Regions from separate parts of the Homo sapiens genome. Here regions 1 and 2 are each linked to region 3. A link is a loop called in an ENCODE intact Hi-C map of the cell type or tissue named here. Cell type or tissue: PC-9. All regions are shown on one strand.

What was found. Peaks named below come from ENCODE experiments on the same cell type or tissue, not always from the same donor. Only the 100,000 strongest peaks of a DNase experiment are listed, where the experiment ranks them.
Region 1: a loop joins it to region 3, with 9 times the contacts of the local background. A loop is called at or near these places in 19 of 110 quality-filtered maps.
Region 2: it touches region 3 in a loop (9-fold over the local background); 10 of 110 quality-filtered maps call a loop at or near these places.

The regions. Positions count from the first base shown.
Region 1 is chr15:58,747,925-58,752,924 of GRCh38, reverse strand. It overlaps ADAM10 (ADAM metallopeptidase domain 10), which reads left to right and starts at 3,218. Exons shown (of 16, transcript NM_001110.4): 1 at 3,218-3,445. The coding sequence starts at 3,391. RefSeq lists enhancers at 2,599-2,778, 3,869-3,998, 3,450-4,085 and silencers at 2,849-3,138, 3,469-3,758. In PC-9, no CTCF peak of the experiment used is centred here; a DNase peak (open chromatin) is centred at 3,024; H3K4me3 peaks cover 3,105 bases; H3K27ac peaks cover 2,822 bases.
Region 2 is chr15:58,544,833-58,549,832 of GRCh38, reverse strand. It overlaps LIPC (lipase C, hepatic type), which reads right to left. Exons shown (of 9, transcript NM_000236.3): 5 at 3,858-4,091; 6 at 1,261-1,503. Among named protein-coding and RNA genes, the nearest start is that of LIPC-AS1, 49 kb to the right of the region's middle. RefSeq lists an enhancer at 685-1,323. In PC-9, no CTCF peak of the experiment used is centred here; DNase peaks (open chromatin) are centred at 2,322 and 2,972; H3K4me3 peaks cover 432 bases; H3K27ac peaks cover 2,620 bases.
Region 3 is chr15:58,329,360-58,334,359 of GRCh38, reverse strand. No RefSeq gene overlaps it. Among named protein-coding and RNA genes, the nearest start is that of LIPC, 100 kb to the left of the region's middle. RefSeq lists enhancers at 1,836-2,130, 1,287-2,486. In PC-9, no CTCF peak of the experiment used is centred here; DNase peaks (open chromatin) are centred at 1,159, 2,069, 3,539, 4,099 and 1 weaker place; H3K4me3 peaks cover 2,380 bases; H3K27ac peaks cover 5,000 bases.

The DNA.
Region 1 (5,000 bases), 420 kb before region 3:
ACCTCAGCCCTGGAGGCTGAGGCTACAGTGAGCTGTGGTTGCACCACTGCACCCCAGCCTGGGTGACAAAGTGAGTTCCTGTCTAAAAAAAAAAAAAAGAAAAGAAAAGAAAAGAAATATTGAGGTTAGAAGGCAAAAAAACTTGGCAAAAGTCACACGGTTTATAGATGGCAGAGCTAGGAGTGAAACCCAGGCAGTCTGTGATAGTGTAGATGCAGACCTTATACTTTAATATTTCATCAGTTTTCCATACATTTGCAAAATATCAATAATGAATTAAGTTAAAATAGTAGCCCAAACTTGTAACACTGGAATACCATTCATTATCATGCTGGTATGTAATGCCATTCGTGCATGCTGGTATGTAATGCCATTCGTGCTTGACAAATAAAAAAAATACAGTTTTTCTTTTTTTTTGAGACAAGGTCTGTCTGTGTTACTCAGGCTGGAGTGCAGTGGTGTGATCACAGCTCAATGCAACCTCAACCTCCAGGGTTCAAACAGTCCTCCCATCTCGGCCTCCCGAGTACCTGGGACTACAAGTGCATACCACTGCACTGGCTATTTGATTTTTATTTTTAATTAATTAATTAATTAATTTTTTTGAGACAGAGTCTTGCCCTGTCTCCCAGGCTGGAGTGCAGTGGCGCCATCTCGACTCACTGCAACCTCCGCCTCCTAGGTTCAAGTGATTCTCCTGCCTTAGCCTCCTGAGTAGCTGGGATTACTTGCTTCAGCCTCCAGAATAGCTGGGATTACAGGCACAGGCCACCACGCCCGGCTTTTTTTTTTTTCCTAGCTCTGTCGCTCAGGCTGGAGTGCAGTGGCGCGACCTCGGCTCACTGCAAGCTCTGCGTCCCGGGTTCACGCCATTCTCCTGCCTCAGCCTCCCGAGTAGCTGGGACTACAGGCGCCCGCCATCACGCCTGGCTAATTTTTGTATTTTTAGCAGAGACGGAGTTTCACCATGTCGGCCAGGCTGGTCTCAAACTCCTGACCTCAAGTGATCTGCGGACCTTGGCCTCCCAAAGTGCTGGGATTACAGCTGTGAGCCCCGTGGCTGGCCAAAATAAATACATTTTAAAAATTAAAAAAAAAAATACAGTCTTTATAAATGTAATTTTCAGTAATCATCTTAGTAATGCAAAATATGGCTTTGGAGTTTTTTCCAGTTGAATTTTAAGGGAAAGTGCCATTTGCCTCTAATCACTGGAATTCATTATAAAAATACTGTGCAACAGAAAACATGCTATAAGGTGGTTTAAGAGCTGGAAAATAAAAATATCATTTGTTGACAGCACTACCACAAGAGATTAGTAAAAAGCACAGGTGATATGAGATGTAATGTCTGCAGGTAACTATTTCCTAAGACTGAATATTTTAATGAAGGAAAAAAAAACCATTCGTGAGATTCTGCCATCCTTTGATGATTCCATGTATCTCATTATAAATGGATACAATTATGATGGTTTTGAAACGTCCGTTTTTGAGCCTATTAATGTTGCAGCAAAACTAGAATCATTCATTTCTCAAACTGAGAATTAAAGAAGACTCTTATGGCCAGGCTCGGTGGCTCCCACCTGTAATCCCAGCACTTTGGGAGGCTGGCGGGCGGATCACCTGAGGTTGGGAGTTCGAGACCAGCCTAACCAACATGGTGAGACCCCGTCTCTATTAAAAATACAAAAAATTTGCTGGGCGTGGTGGTGCATGCCTGTAATCTCAGCAACTTGGGAGGCTGAGGCAGGAGAATCGCTTGAACCTGGGAGGCAGAGGTTGCGGTGAGTCGAGATCACACCATTGCACCCCAGCCTGGGCAACGAGAGCGAAACTCCGTCTCAAAAAAAAAAAAATTCTCTTCACTTATGTTAATGGTAATAAATGGTATAAAATATACAGGTAACAGTATAGGAATTCCAGTTTATTACAGTATCAATAACATTAAGGCCGAGCGCAGTGGCTCACGCCTGTAATCCCAGCACTTGTGGGAGGCCGAGGCGGGAGGATCGCTTGAGTTGGAGGTTACAGTGAGCTATGATCACACCACTGCACTTCAGCCTGGCGAGACAGCGGATACCTTGTCTTTAGAAAGCAAAACAAAACAATTTACACACACACACACACACACACACTCTCCCTAATTCGGCTTGAGTTGGAGGTTACAGTGAGCTATGATCACACCACTGCACTTCAGCCTGGCGAGACAGCGGAGACCTTGTCTTTAGAAAGCAAAACAAAACAATTTACACATACACACACACACACACGCACACACACACTCTCCCTAATTCGGCCTACTCAAGCACGATACCAAATAGATGAAGAATATCTAATTAAATGGCCATAAAAAGTTCTAGTTCATGACATCCAAGTTTAAAGAATCAAAATGAGTTACGAGAAAACAAACACAAGCTTTAAGAAGTTGGGGAGAAGATGTGCGTGGATTCGCTTCAAAGATGTGACAGAGAGAAAAGAGGACATTTTCTGGACTGGAGATTCAAGACAGTCTGGTTCAGGTTGCATGCTTTTGCAAAGGCTAAAGCCTTAGTCTGTGACATAAATTTGTAAAGAGCTCGGAAAATTACATCTCGGACATGGTGTCTTTTTTTCCTGCTGCTTGAAGGTCTTTGCATTTATGTTCGCATCACTGGGGCAGCTGCCGCTATAATTACTGCTTGTTGGGACTTTTTGTTTACTTGGTAGCTGTGGTGCACCAAGAGAGGCAGAAAAAGAAGAAAAAAAACCTCTGTTACTTGTGACGTTAAGAAGTCGAAAGCAGCCCTGCTTACATCTTCCACGGACCATTTTAGCCCAAGGGAAGGTCCTCAGCAGCTCTAACACGTAGCGGAGCACTATCTCCGCGTAGGAGCGCTCCCGCCCCGGGGCGGGACCAGGACAAACCCCGCCTCCCAAGCCCAATCCCAGCTCTCCGCCGGCGGACAGGAAGCGGCGGCAGGCCTAGCAGCACGGGAACCGTCCCCCGCGCGCATGCGCGCGCCCCTGAAGCGCCTGGGGGACGGGTAGGGGCGGGAGGTAGGGGCGCGGCTCCGCGTGCCAGTTGGGTGCCCGCGCGTCACGTGGTGAGGAAGGAGGCGGAGGTCTGAGTTTCGAAGGAGGGGGGGAGAGAAGAGGGAACGAGCAAGGGAAGGAAAGCGGGGAAAGGAGGAAGGAAACGAACGAGGGGGAGGGAGGTCCCTGTTTTGGAGGAGCTAGGAGCGTTGCCGGCCCCTGAAGTGGAGCGAGAGGGAGGTGCTTCGCCGTTTCTCCTGCCAGGGGAGGTCCCGGCTTCCCGTGGAGGCTCCGGACCAAGCCCCTTCAGCTTCTCCCTCCGGATCGATGTGCTGCTGTTAACCCGTGAGGAGGCGGCGGCGGCGGCAGCGGCAGCGGAAGATGGTGTTGCTGAGAGTGTTAATTCTGCTCCTCTCCTGGGCGGCGGGGATGGGAGGTGAGGCACGACTGCGAGCGCCGGGGGCGCCGCGACCACGGCGGAGCGGCGGCCGGGCCGAGCGGAGCCCAGTCGCGCCTCGCGGCGTGCGCGTCAGTCAGCCCAGCCGGCCAGCGGCGCCACTCTGGCGGGCCGCGCTCCCCGCTCCCTATTGTCCCCCGCGCCCCGACCGCTTTCCCTTCGGTGGCGGGCCGAGGAGGCTCCCAAGCCTCCGGCGAGGCCTTCCCCGCCCCCCACCGCCCTGGCGGCCCCGGGAGGCGGGGGTCGCCTCCCAGAGAAGCGAAGTCGGGGCATCCGCGTCGCCTGGTGAGAGCGGTGGAACCCAGGCTGGTGGCTGCATCCCTCCAGTCTGCTCGGCGGGCGCCGGTGCAGGCAGCCGCAGCGAGGCTGGCGGTCTCGCCGTCCTCGTTCAGCGCTCATCCTGCTCACCATTCCTCCCCCAGCCCCTGCCCGGTGGCGGATTCCGAAGTCCTCTCCGCCGCCGAGACCCGCCGCGCAGACTCGTGGGAAGTTGTGTTGTTTGCAGCTGGGCTCGTGTATTGTTCTTTACCCGGCGCGCCGGTCCTGACCGACCCCATTCTGCAGAGGGGCCGCCCGTGGAGTGGCAGCAGTCATCACCCGCTTATCTGAGACTAGTGGCCTCGGTTCTTCCTGTGTCCTGTGTTTGGAGAGAGATCACAGGAGGGTGTGTTGGTGTTCTTGAAAACATTCTGTCGCCCAGGGGAAAGGGTTTGGTCGGGAGAAGGGTAAACCATTTGGGGATGTTCTTTGATTTGTAGGCTGGATTGGGTCTCTTAGAGTAGAAGTTCGGTCCCTGGGTGACCCAACTTGAAGAGTTTCGTTAAACTTTCAGGTGGAGTAGATGTACAGTGTAGTTAGTGGATTGTCAAAACAGTGCCCCCTCCCCCCTGCACATGAAAGTCAAATTTGCTAAAAGCATGTCATTTCTTGTTTCGGGTTTTGAAGACAACGATTTTTATTTCCGGTGTGTTCTAGGACCAGCTGCATCATTTTATTCTTGCTTAAAGTGCTTTATTTTAGGTAAGCTTTTTGACTTGCCCCAGAGTAAACTTAAAAACCTCAAGGTGTGCCTAAAAGCAACGATTGAAAAAATTTGAGGAATGCTTTGGATGAGTGTCTGTAGCCTTTGATAATTTAGAAAATATCTATTTCATGTAATGTATTGTTTCTGTTTTTTTCTTTGCCACTTTGACTTATGACTGCAGGACCAAGTGTATTTCTGTCCTGTATTCTACCGAGTCCGAGGGTGGTACTGCGTAGGCAGACTTCTGTTATAGTTTGTAGTGTTCATTTTTTTGTTACACGTTTTATTTAATTTTTTTCAATCCAATTCATCAAGCAAGACACACATTATAGATTAAGAGCTGATAATAGATGTTTAGTTTTAAAAAGGATTATGTGCGGGAGACTCTCTGTTAGAGGAGCCTTTTTCATCTGACATTTGTTATTTCTGTTCTAAACGTGGCTTTCAACAAATCGTTTTCCTATCTTTTTTCACTTTTTGTGATTAAATTCAGGAGTTAAGACACTGTTC
Region 2 (5,000 bases), 220 kb before region 3:
TCCAGCCCTAAGGGACAGCCAGTGGAGGGACCCTTTGGCCCGAAAGATCCTGCCCTCACACCAACTACTCTTCAGATGCTGTGCGCACCCACAAGAAATTTCTGTCATTCCTAGACCTGCTTGACTCAAGGGAGGGAAACCTGACTGGAGAGCAAAAGTTCCGATACACAGAGAAATCCTGTGCCTCAAAAATAAGCTGCCTGGGAGTTTGAACTCACGACTGAGAGTCAGGTGGCCCTGTTCCAGGTCTCCTTACAGCTGCACAGCTGTGGGCACCCCACGCGAGTTTTGCTTTGCTCCTCTTTAGAATGGGATAATAACCAGCCCTGCCATCCTCGCCTGGCTGTTGGGAGAACCACAAGGAGCTGATGGCTGCATCGAATGTTTTGTGTAAAATGCTCCCTAAAAGCAAAGTGGTGGTGACGGCCTGTTTACATTCTCCAGATACAAATATCTGCCTGGTAATAGTCAAACAGCACATCAGATTTCTTCTCCCAGCACTGGAGAGGCTGTGCGATGAAACAGTGAGATGCTAAAGCACTCCCGAGCTGTTTTAGGGATTAGGCAGAAATGTTAATGGCAACAGATGTCGGCTTGTTCCCTCCAGGAGGATTTAGGTTTCAGTGGAGTATTTCTCTGCTGGCCTCAGCCTAAGACGTGGTCACAGCCCTTTCTACAATCTTCCATTCAATCCAGAGAGCTGCTGGGCCCACTTTCTGCCCTGTGGTTAAAAATCTGGCTGGGAAACACTGGAAGCTGAATCTTGTCTTGGGAGTGCCTCAGGGTGAATATCATGTCCTATCAGATCAGCTGATTCAAATCTTAGAAGAAATGAAATGCAGTCTAGAATCCAGTTTTTTCATGGGGGCCGTGAACAGAGATGAAAGAACTGGGTTCTAGGATGTGTTTGGAGATGCCTGACGTCCCTGTACAGTGAGATCCGGGTGGCCCAGGTAAACTGCGTGTGGCCTTGCAGATCTAACATTCTAGGGGAGCATGAAAATGGACAGAGAGGCCAACCCAAGGATCGTTTCAGAAATGGTCGAGGTTTCTCCTCCTAGCCCTTGGCGGCAAGGTGGCCACACTCTTGGGACAGGAGAAAGGCTGTGTCAACGTTGCTGTCTGGAGCCTGCACAGTTTCAGAAACACCGCAACAGCAGAGCTGAAGCACCTCCAGGAAAGAAGCCAAGGGGACTTCTGAGCCCTTTGGACAGGGGACTGCATCCTGCCCTTCTGAAGGCTCCCCAGCTCCACACTCACCTTTGAAGGGGGACTGGGCTCGCGTTACGAGGAAGAGCCTCTTGCTCTTGCTCCGCGGCTCCTGGCGGACGTGGTAGCCCAGCGTGTTGCAGCGGCCCTTCTTGCAGCTCAGGCACAGGCCCTGGCTGAAGCTGTTCATGTCACCACACGGGTAGGCCATGCTCTGCGTGCCGGCGTGCAGCAAGGAGTCGATGAAAAGGTGCACCGATCGCTCGTGGGAGCATTTTATGGTCTGGGTGATGGCTGGAACACAGGGCAAGAAGGACGTTATCACCCCTTAACCCAAAGCAGCCTCAACTCAGAGGATCACCTTGGTTCTCATCCCACAGGAGGTTAGCAGTAGCACACAGAACAGGCAAGGGTGGGCTTGTCAAGGCAGACCCCTTGACAAGAGCAGGATGTGACAACTGACTGAAACTAAGGGAAGTAGACCCTCTGAGTCATGTAGTGTCAGGCAAAATCCCGGGCACTGCCGGGATCCTGAGAGCACTCCTTTATGACAGCGTGTTACAGTAGGCATTTTAATAGGCACCCAAGTCACTAAGGAAAGATCAAATTCATTAAGAGAGCAGGTTAGTGTAATTTATTATAGAAATATTTCTATCTCAAATGAGATAATTTAAAATGCCCAGGTGCTGATGCCTGGAGGGTGGGTTTTCTGGAACAGGCTTGCGTGGGACTCCTCTTCTCTTAATATAACTAGATACACGAGACAATCCCGTGGCACTCTGATGGTCTGGAGAACGCTGAGGCCTCTCGACAATGTCTACCTTGTGTCCCAAAGCAGCCATTGCATCCCTTAGGTAACAGGCCTGTGAAACCAGCACAAGAATTGGATTTGGAAGGACATTGCCCAGTAACCAGATCTGGACAGGCCTCACCCCCAAAACAAGCTTATGAGGTTGATCTACTAAGGATTTGACCTTTTTTTTTTTTTTTTAACTCTCCAAATTTTAACCTAATCTGTGGTAAATAATTCTCAAGGGATGTTGAGGAACCACCACAAGATATGTGAAACACTTGCTGTAAAGGGACAGCACAGGTGACTTTGCCAAAAGCTATTTCCCCAGTTGTCTGGAGGCTAAATGCCAAGATTAGTCACTGCAGTCCTTGGACGCTAGCGGCTGCATTCCTTGGGCACCTACTAGGAGGCTGTGTATGCTGCGTGCCCTCCGCTCCTCCACTGCCTGCATCTTCACTGCAGCTCCTTGAGGCCGCTGTTTTCGACGAGAAAACTGAGCTTCCAAGACATCCACTAACTCACCCAAGCTCATCCACCCAGGAGGTAGTGAAGGTGAATCTGCAGTTATCCAGTGAGCCCCTGTGCAGCTGTGGCTGGGAGAACTACCCCAGGAACCCTTTCAAACACAGGGGTGAAGACGACTGAGAAAAACCAGCCCAAGCTTGGGCAAGCTGAATACCTACATTTGGTTCCGTCACTTTGAAGTTTAGCACAAAAGAGCAAATGGTAATGATTGGTCAGAAATGTGTTTACCAGGAAAATAAAGCCCATACACCATCCTGATGGTCTGTACTGAGCTTTGTTGGGTGGGGTGAAGTTTGGGATGAGGGCTGGATGGTCAGCTGGGAACTGCTGGTGGCTGGAGGGGAGGTGTTGGAGTGGGGGAGGTGGGAGGGATGTAAGCAATGATAAGGGCAAGTTCCCAGAAGGCTCTCTCAGGCCTGGGCGGTGGAAGGCTGGGAGTCCAGCCAAAATGAGATGATGCGGAGTGTGAAGGTCACTCTGATATTGGAGAGGCGAGGATGGTGTCATCACAAGAGAGTGTGTTCTCAGCTGAGTGTTGGATGATCAGGGTGAGGTGGCTTGTAGGGGTGGAGGGCTCTACTTGGCTTGGAGTGATTGGCATGTCTTAATCAGGGTGATATTTTATAATAGCAAGAAATTTGGAATGCCCGTGGAATGTGCTGCTTCTGCTGACATTTTTGTTCTTTAATCCTGTGCATATTATCAATGTGCATGTTAATATTTCGGTTTTAGGACTTGAGAGAGAAGTGGGATCACAACCCAGATAACAGCACATTCCGTGTCTGCCCTGAGGTAAAGGGCATAACAAGGACATATTTGAAGCTGAATTTCCCATTGGGACAGTCTGAGTAATTTCCTCAATTAAACTGATGGGGTGGGATGAAGAGTGAGACCTTCATCGAGAAGCCACAACCTATTAAGTGGATCCTCATGTGGTTCAGAATAGAGGCGGTCCCTGGAACGAGGAAACTTCCAGAGAAGGAAGAATAACCACAGGCATCCGGACTCAACTCTCAGAAGAGCTGGTACCCCGGGAGAGGGTTTGCCTGGGCACATGGGGCTGGAGTGAGAAGTGGAGGTTCCTGTTGGTGCCCTCTGTTCATCCTCAGGGCGTGGCGTTGGCCTGTTGCCAGGAGTGGCCTGCTGGGGGACAGGCACCCTTGCCCACTCCAGCATTCCTTCTCTCTGGGTGGGCTTGGTGACCATACACCCTGGGCCCCTATCCTTGCTGAACTCTTCCCTGAGTCCCGTATGTTGGTAGATTCCGCTGAATTCCAGAGGCCCCATTGAAATGTAGGCCGGTGCTCCCGGCCCATGACTTCATTCTCACCATTGAAGCCGTGCTGGGCAATATGTCTGTAGAGCTCTAGGAAGTGGCAGCCAGGCTGGAAGGAGCCCCCGTTGGGATAGAAGTCATAGTGTCCTATGGGCTGTTTGATGCCCACGCTCAGGCCCATGTGCTCCCGGGTAAAGGTATGAATGGCATCCACAAAATTGGCATCATCTGGAGAAAGACGATTGCTGGGGGCACTTCCCTCAAACAAAGGTCCCGCGGCATCCAGCCCTAATGGGAAAGCAGGGGTAAGGGTTACGCAGGAGCAAGGAGAGGGGAAGAGAGATGTGCTTTTTAGCTTTTGGATATTATTATACATCAGTGAACTAGCAGGAAGAAGAAACACGTAGGGCTGATCCTTCCCTAGAAAACCTCGCCGTAACCTTTTCTCAGTAAAACCACAGTAGTTCATGGTGCTAACAATGACACACAGGCTGGGCATTAGCTAGCGGGGAAAGAGGTTTGCGGAAACTCTCCAGTGGTAGACACAAGGTTATGATGCCTGAGGCCAGGAGGCCTGGGCAGCATAGTGAAACCCCATCTCTAAAATAAAAAAGAATACAAAAGTTATGTGGATGTGGTGGCCTGTGCCTGTAGTTTCAGCCACTCAGGAGGCTGTGGCAGGAGGGTTGCTTGAGCCCAGGAGTTTGAGGTAGCAGCGAATCATGACTGCACCACTGTGACCCAGTCTAGGCAACAGAGGGAGATCCTGTCTCAAAAAGAAAAAAAAAAAGGAATAAGGTTATGAGGGAATGCTTGATTTACTTGAGCAAATCAGTTTTGAGTACCTCTCAAGCTACTTTCAAGACCATCTGTTTGCATACAAAAAAAGCCAATATGCTCATTATAAGTAGTTCCAACCTACCTATCAAAGAATGAAATTTATTTGCCTGTATGTTGTCAATAATTTCCCTAAACAAGCTGATTTTTCTCCTAAGATGTCATTTCATTAGAACGTCCAGAACAGCCGCGGGACATTTCACTGTATGTGAAAATGTTGTGTGCAAGTAGGGGAGCTCAAAGCTCTGGGCCTCAAGTGACAGATGTCTGTGCATGAAGTAAGGTGGCACCTCCTGGCTGACTGTGGTTGGGGAGTATTTATGCGCTCCAAGTTTTTTTTCCCTGTCTTTCTTCCTCTGC
Region 3 (5,000 bases):
CAAAGGCAGGTAATGCCATGTTGAATTTTCTCAGCTATCAGAAAAATTTGGCTTGAAAATCATATCTACCTATGAAAAGTCGTCTGAAACTCATTCTAGTTGATCCCGTTCGCACAACATTCAGGGCTTTCTTGCAGTTATTTCCTCTTACAGCACTTCCTGCAGACATTTCCAAGGAGGAATCCTTCACTCCACTCCAGTCTCTGCTCAATCGATGTCTCCTCCTAGGCCTGCCTTCGCCAATAGCAGCTCCATCACCTTTTGCCCTCTCCTTGCTTTGTTTTCCTTCATAGTACATATAAGTTCTCGATATTATAATGTTTAACTATTAGTTGATGGTAGTCTTCCTTATTAAAACATAAGCTTCATGAGGGTAGGGCTTCCTCTGTTTCATTCACTGTTATATCCTTTAGAATGCTACCTGGTGTCGGGTAAGGAATTGACTTTTTTTAACTGAATGAAATTCACATGTGGTTTCCAAAAGGAATGAAATGGCAAATGAGGAATTTTTCATGAATATCCTGGTCTACCTTAATGGTAAGTGGGAGAGGAAGAAAGACGCTAATTATAGAATACCTCAGATGGGTTCAGCCTCTTCCTCAGTCAGACCTTTCACCGGAATTGCTGGCAAGAAGCAAATGGACAGGTTTGGCACTCATCATTCTTCCTTACTCAATTTCTCTAGGGGAGGTGGGCAAGGGTTTTGTAAAGACTCATGGTAATCATGTGGTAACACAAAACTGAGTAAGAGCCCTGTCTAGCCCACCAGTGGGACACTCAGCCTTTGAGGGTCAAGAATGGTTTTGTCTGTTTTAGCTTGTCCTGTAAGTCATGAGCAAAGACACAAGTTGTGGTGCAAAGAAGAGAAAATACTTGCTTTATTTTGACCTAAAGGGCAAAACTGGCATCACAGAATGGCTGACGCCTACTGCTTAGGTCTATCCTGCAAAAAAGGGGCTATCACTGAGGGAGGAAGAGTTGTTCATCCTTCTCAGCATTCAAGCTGAGGGTAGTGTCAATCTAGAAATGTTGTAGAGGTGGTTACTGGCTGAGTGTAGGGGGTTCAGACTAGGGGAACTTTGTAGTCCTTTCTCATTTACTGATTCTATGAATTTGAGTCATCTCTGAGCTAACAAATTGTTTACTTAGAAAGTCAACAGAGAGAAAAAGGGACATGGGATCATCAAGCACCCAGATGGAATGCAATAAACTCTCATACTGGTTTATTTAAGACAACTTCCTCTTGTCTTAGCCAAGAAATAATCTGTGGATCATCCTCAGTTTGTAACTGCCTTCAGAGTGATCTATGTTTTCTGGGAGAGAGAAAGCTTAACCCCAATCCCCCAGGACTGCAGGGATCCCTGCAGGTAGAGGGGGGACAGTCTGCCAAACACAGAACCCCTCTGAGAGAAGAACAAAGGGCAGAGCTGAAATTCCAGCAGTCATCTCTCCTTAAAGGTTGCCCTTGTTGCCTCCATTCATGGAGGAGAGAGTTGGCCCCATTCACTCAGCAGCACAAGTCTGATTCTCCTGATAGTGTGGTGAGTAGACAGTGCAGAGGGCCTGGGAGACAGAAGACCCAGGTTCTATTCCCAGTTCCACCTCTAATTCACTTTATGACCTTGGTCATGTTGCTTGACCTCTCTGGGCCTCAAATTCTTTTCCAGAAAATGAGAAGATTGATTTAAATGATCTCTAAGGCTCCTTTGTGTGTATGTGAAAATATGACTGGGGGATTCAGGGAAGGCTGGGTACTTGTTCCCTTTTAGAGCTGTCTCTGAAACGCAGCTTAGCATTTGGCACTGGGGGTGGGAAACAAAACAGAGAATCAGCCTTGAGATGTGACAGACCTGTGGGCTGCCTGTCCTGTCTCCTTCACAGGGCTCTGGGGCGTCTCACATTTCCTAGAGTGTAGCTGCCTCATGGAAGAGGGCAGAAGGCCTGGTGACAAAGCAGCAGATCTTGTCAGCTGACTCCCCTGCCTTCCATCCCCCCACTGACCTCGGAGTGGTGAGTCACGCTTCGTCACCCAGGGTTACTGGCAGCAGGCCCCACACAACTTCTTCAGCTTGTCAACACCCAGGATAGAATAAATCATCAGAGACCCATTTTTAGCCAAGAGTGAAAAATGAAGTCACCAGGAAAAGCAATAGAAGATGCCAATTAGGAATGCAAATAGGAAGCGAGGGTTTGTTGAAGGACAGGGTTATCTTCGCAGGGAGCCAATCCCCGGAAGGCTGCAGGCTTCTGGATTTGCAGTCTGAGTTTGCAGCATCTGGTGAGGAGGGCTCTGGGAAGAGGCCCACAGCTGGGTGGGAGTGACCACAACACTTCCTGCCCTCTTCCACTTTCAAAACCACATCAGCCAGGCTGAGGGATCTTAGCTTCTTCTTGCTCCAGGAAGTGGGTCTTAGAATTATCACATCACAGGGAATTAGGAGGGAGATGCTGAATTCTCTAATCTAGTGACTTTCCTGTCTTTTGTTCTGTTTTATTTTAGGAGCAGGACAAACAGGGAGGGGAGGGTTTGCAGCCTGCAGGCTGAGCCTCCCTCTCTTTTTCTTCCCTACTCTGGGCTAGACTAATTTGTCTCAAAGGCTCTTCCGCTTTTACCATTCTGTAGTTCATTGTCAGATTTCAAAATAACACATTCCAGCAGTGTTGAGCATGTGGGCAAATTCTGATGAAATAATACCATTTCAGTAAAAAGAAAAAAACCCGGTTCTGTCACTTTTATTAGCTATGGGATCATAGTTAAACCTCAATTTCCTTATCTGTAAAATGAAGAAAATAAAAGTACCTATCTCAGAAGGTCTTTGGGAAGATTGAATTAAGATAATAAAGGTCAACTCTTGCTCAACACAGTCCTATCCATAAACATAGGCAATAGTGTTGCTGAATAGAAAATAAAAGCTGGTGGGACCCACGGTCTCCTAGGGAGACAGTAGGAGCCGGGTGCTGCTCCAAAGTCTGGGGGCCCATTCTATGCTCTGTGGGTCTCCTGAAGGGACTCAGTGAATTCTCGGAGGAGACACCTTGCAACACGTTCCTGTGCAAATCCTGCAGGAAATCTAGGGGTTTCTCCCTGGACTTGGTTGGCTTTAACCCCTTCTCCTGGCCTCGTGTATGCCCCACTTCAGGAGGGAGGACAGCTTCAGTAAATGCACTAGGATCCAGAGAGGTAAGTAGCAACTTGTTTATGCAGCCATTCATTTATTCACTCATTCATCCAGCAAAGACTCTGTACCCATCTATACGTGGCAGTGCAGCCAAGGCTGGGAGGATTCAGAGATGACTGAGCCTGGGTCTTTCTCTTAGCAGCTGTGGGGAGGGGCCAGCTTCCTCGGGGCTCAGCTTTTTTCTCAACTCCCACCTTGTCTCCTCCCTCTCCTGCCCATTAGTCTTGGGCTCTGGTGATTTTAACTTGAAAATGACCCTTATATTCATGGGCCTCTTCCTCCTAGGCTGCTACTTGAAACCCCAGAAGTGGGTGAGATTGCCAAAGGACAGAATATCCGGAAAAGAGAATTTACATCAGTGTGAAATCTTGGGAAATGTGTACATATGAAAGAAGGATGTAGAAAAAAAAAAAAAGGCTTTGGAGGGGGCAGGCACTGGTGGATGTCCAGGTGTTACACAGGGGGTGGGGGAGCCCAGCTAAGGCTGCTGGATGATGAGTAGCCTGGGGAGCAGCACACAGGAGCAGGTAGGTTTGTGCTTTTAAGAAAAGCGGACTGTCTAAGCAGGTAGTCAGCCTCAGGCTGCAGATAGGACAGTGGACAGGGTTCGGTGGCCAGAAATTCTCGGGGCTGGATGATTCTCAGAAGTCCAAAGCTGGGGAGCAGCATCAGATTTCAGGCTTCTGCCTCTGGCCAGACCCCAGTCCCGGCAATGAGGCGGAGTTCTGCCAAGAACAAGGCAGTTTCTAGTTCTAAAGTGGTGGAACAGGATAAGGATTCAATTTCCCACACTGGGCATTCGGTTAGGGCCAGCCCAGCAGGGAGGGGGTTGGCCTGCAGGCACAGATCTGGTGGCCTCAGCTGGGGGAGAACAGGTCTGGCAGGGGTTGGGAACTAGGCTGGGCTGATGTTCCCAGAGAAAGGTAAACACAAGGAAGTACGTCTGAGGTAGAATTGATTAACTGGGTTGTTGGGCTAGATTGATTGGAAGATTGTGACCTTTGCCTTTGATATCATCGTGGGCCAACCACAGGGAGTATCTTCTCCTCATTCAGACACAAGTGCATAGACTATAGGCCCATCAAACAATATTTTACAATTGACAGATGTCTATGTCTGTGATTCATCTGGTCCTCATCCCAACCTTGTGCACGAGGAAGGGGACGTCACATTTTCTCCATTTTGCAGATTAAGAAACTGGGTCACAGTCAGAGAGGGGAACTTGCCTGAGAAGGCAGCTGTAGGCCAGGAGCCAGGATGGGCATTCAGGGCCAGGCTCAGGCTACAGTTCCCTGGGGCCTCTCCGGTCTTTTTTTTTATTTTGGCAAAAGGAGGATAGTGGTTGAAGGTAGACTTCAGGTCCTGCCCCTTCCCGACTTGCGTGATCTGGGGCAAGTTGCTTACCCTCTCAAAGCTTCCATTTCCTCATTTTTAAAGCTAATTAATTAATTAGTTAATTAAACACATAAAATTGACATGTAATAATTGTACATATTTATTGGGGACACAGGAGTATTTTGTACATATATACAATGTATACTGATCAAATCAGAGTAATTAGCATATCCATCACCTCAAAGATTATCATTTTTTTGTGTTAGGAACATTCAAAATTCTTTCTTCTAGCTATCTGAAAATACACCATAGATTTTTATTAACTACAGTCACCCTACAGTGCTGTAGAACACCAGAACTTACCCTTCTAACTATCTGTAATTTTGTGTCCATTAACCAAACTTTCCCTATTTTCCCCTTCCTCCTACTCTTCCTACCCTCAGAGAACCACAGTTCTACTTTCTACTTCTATGAGCTCAATGTTTT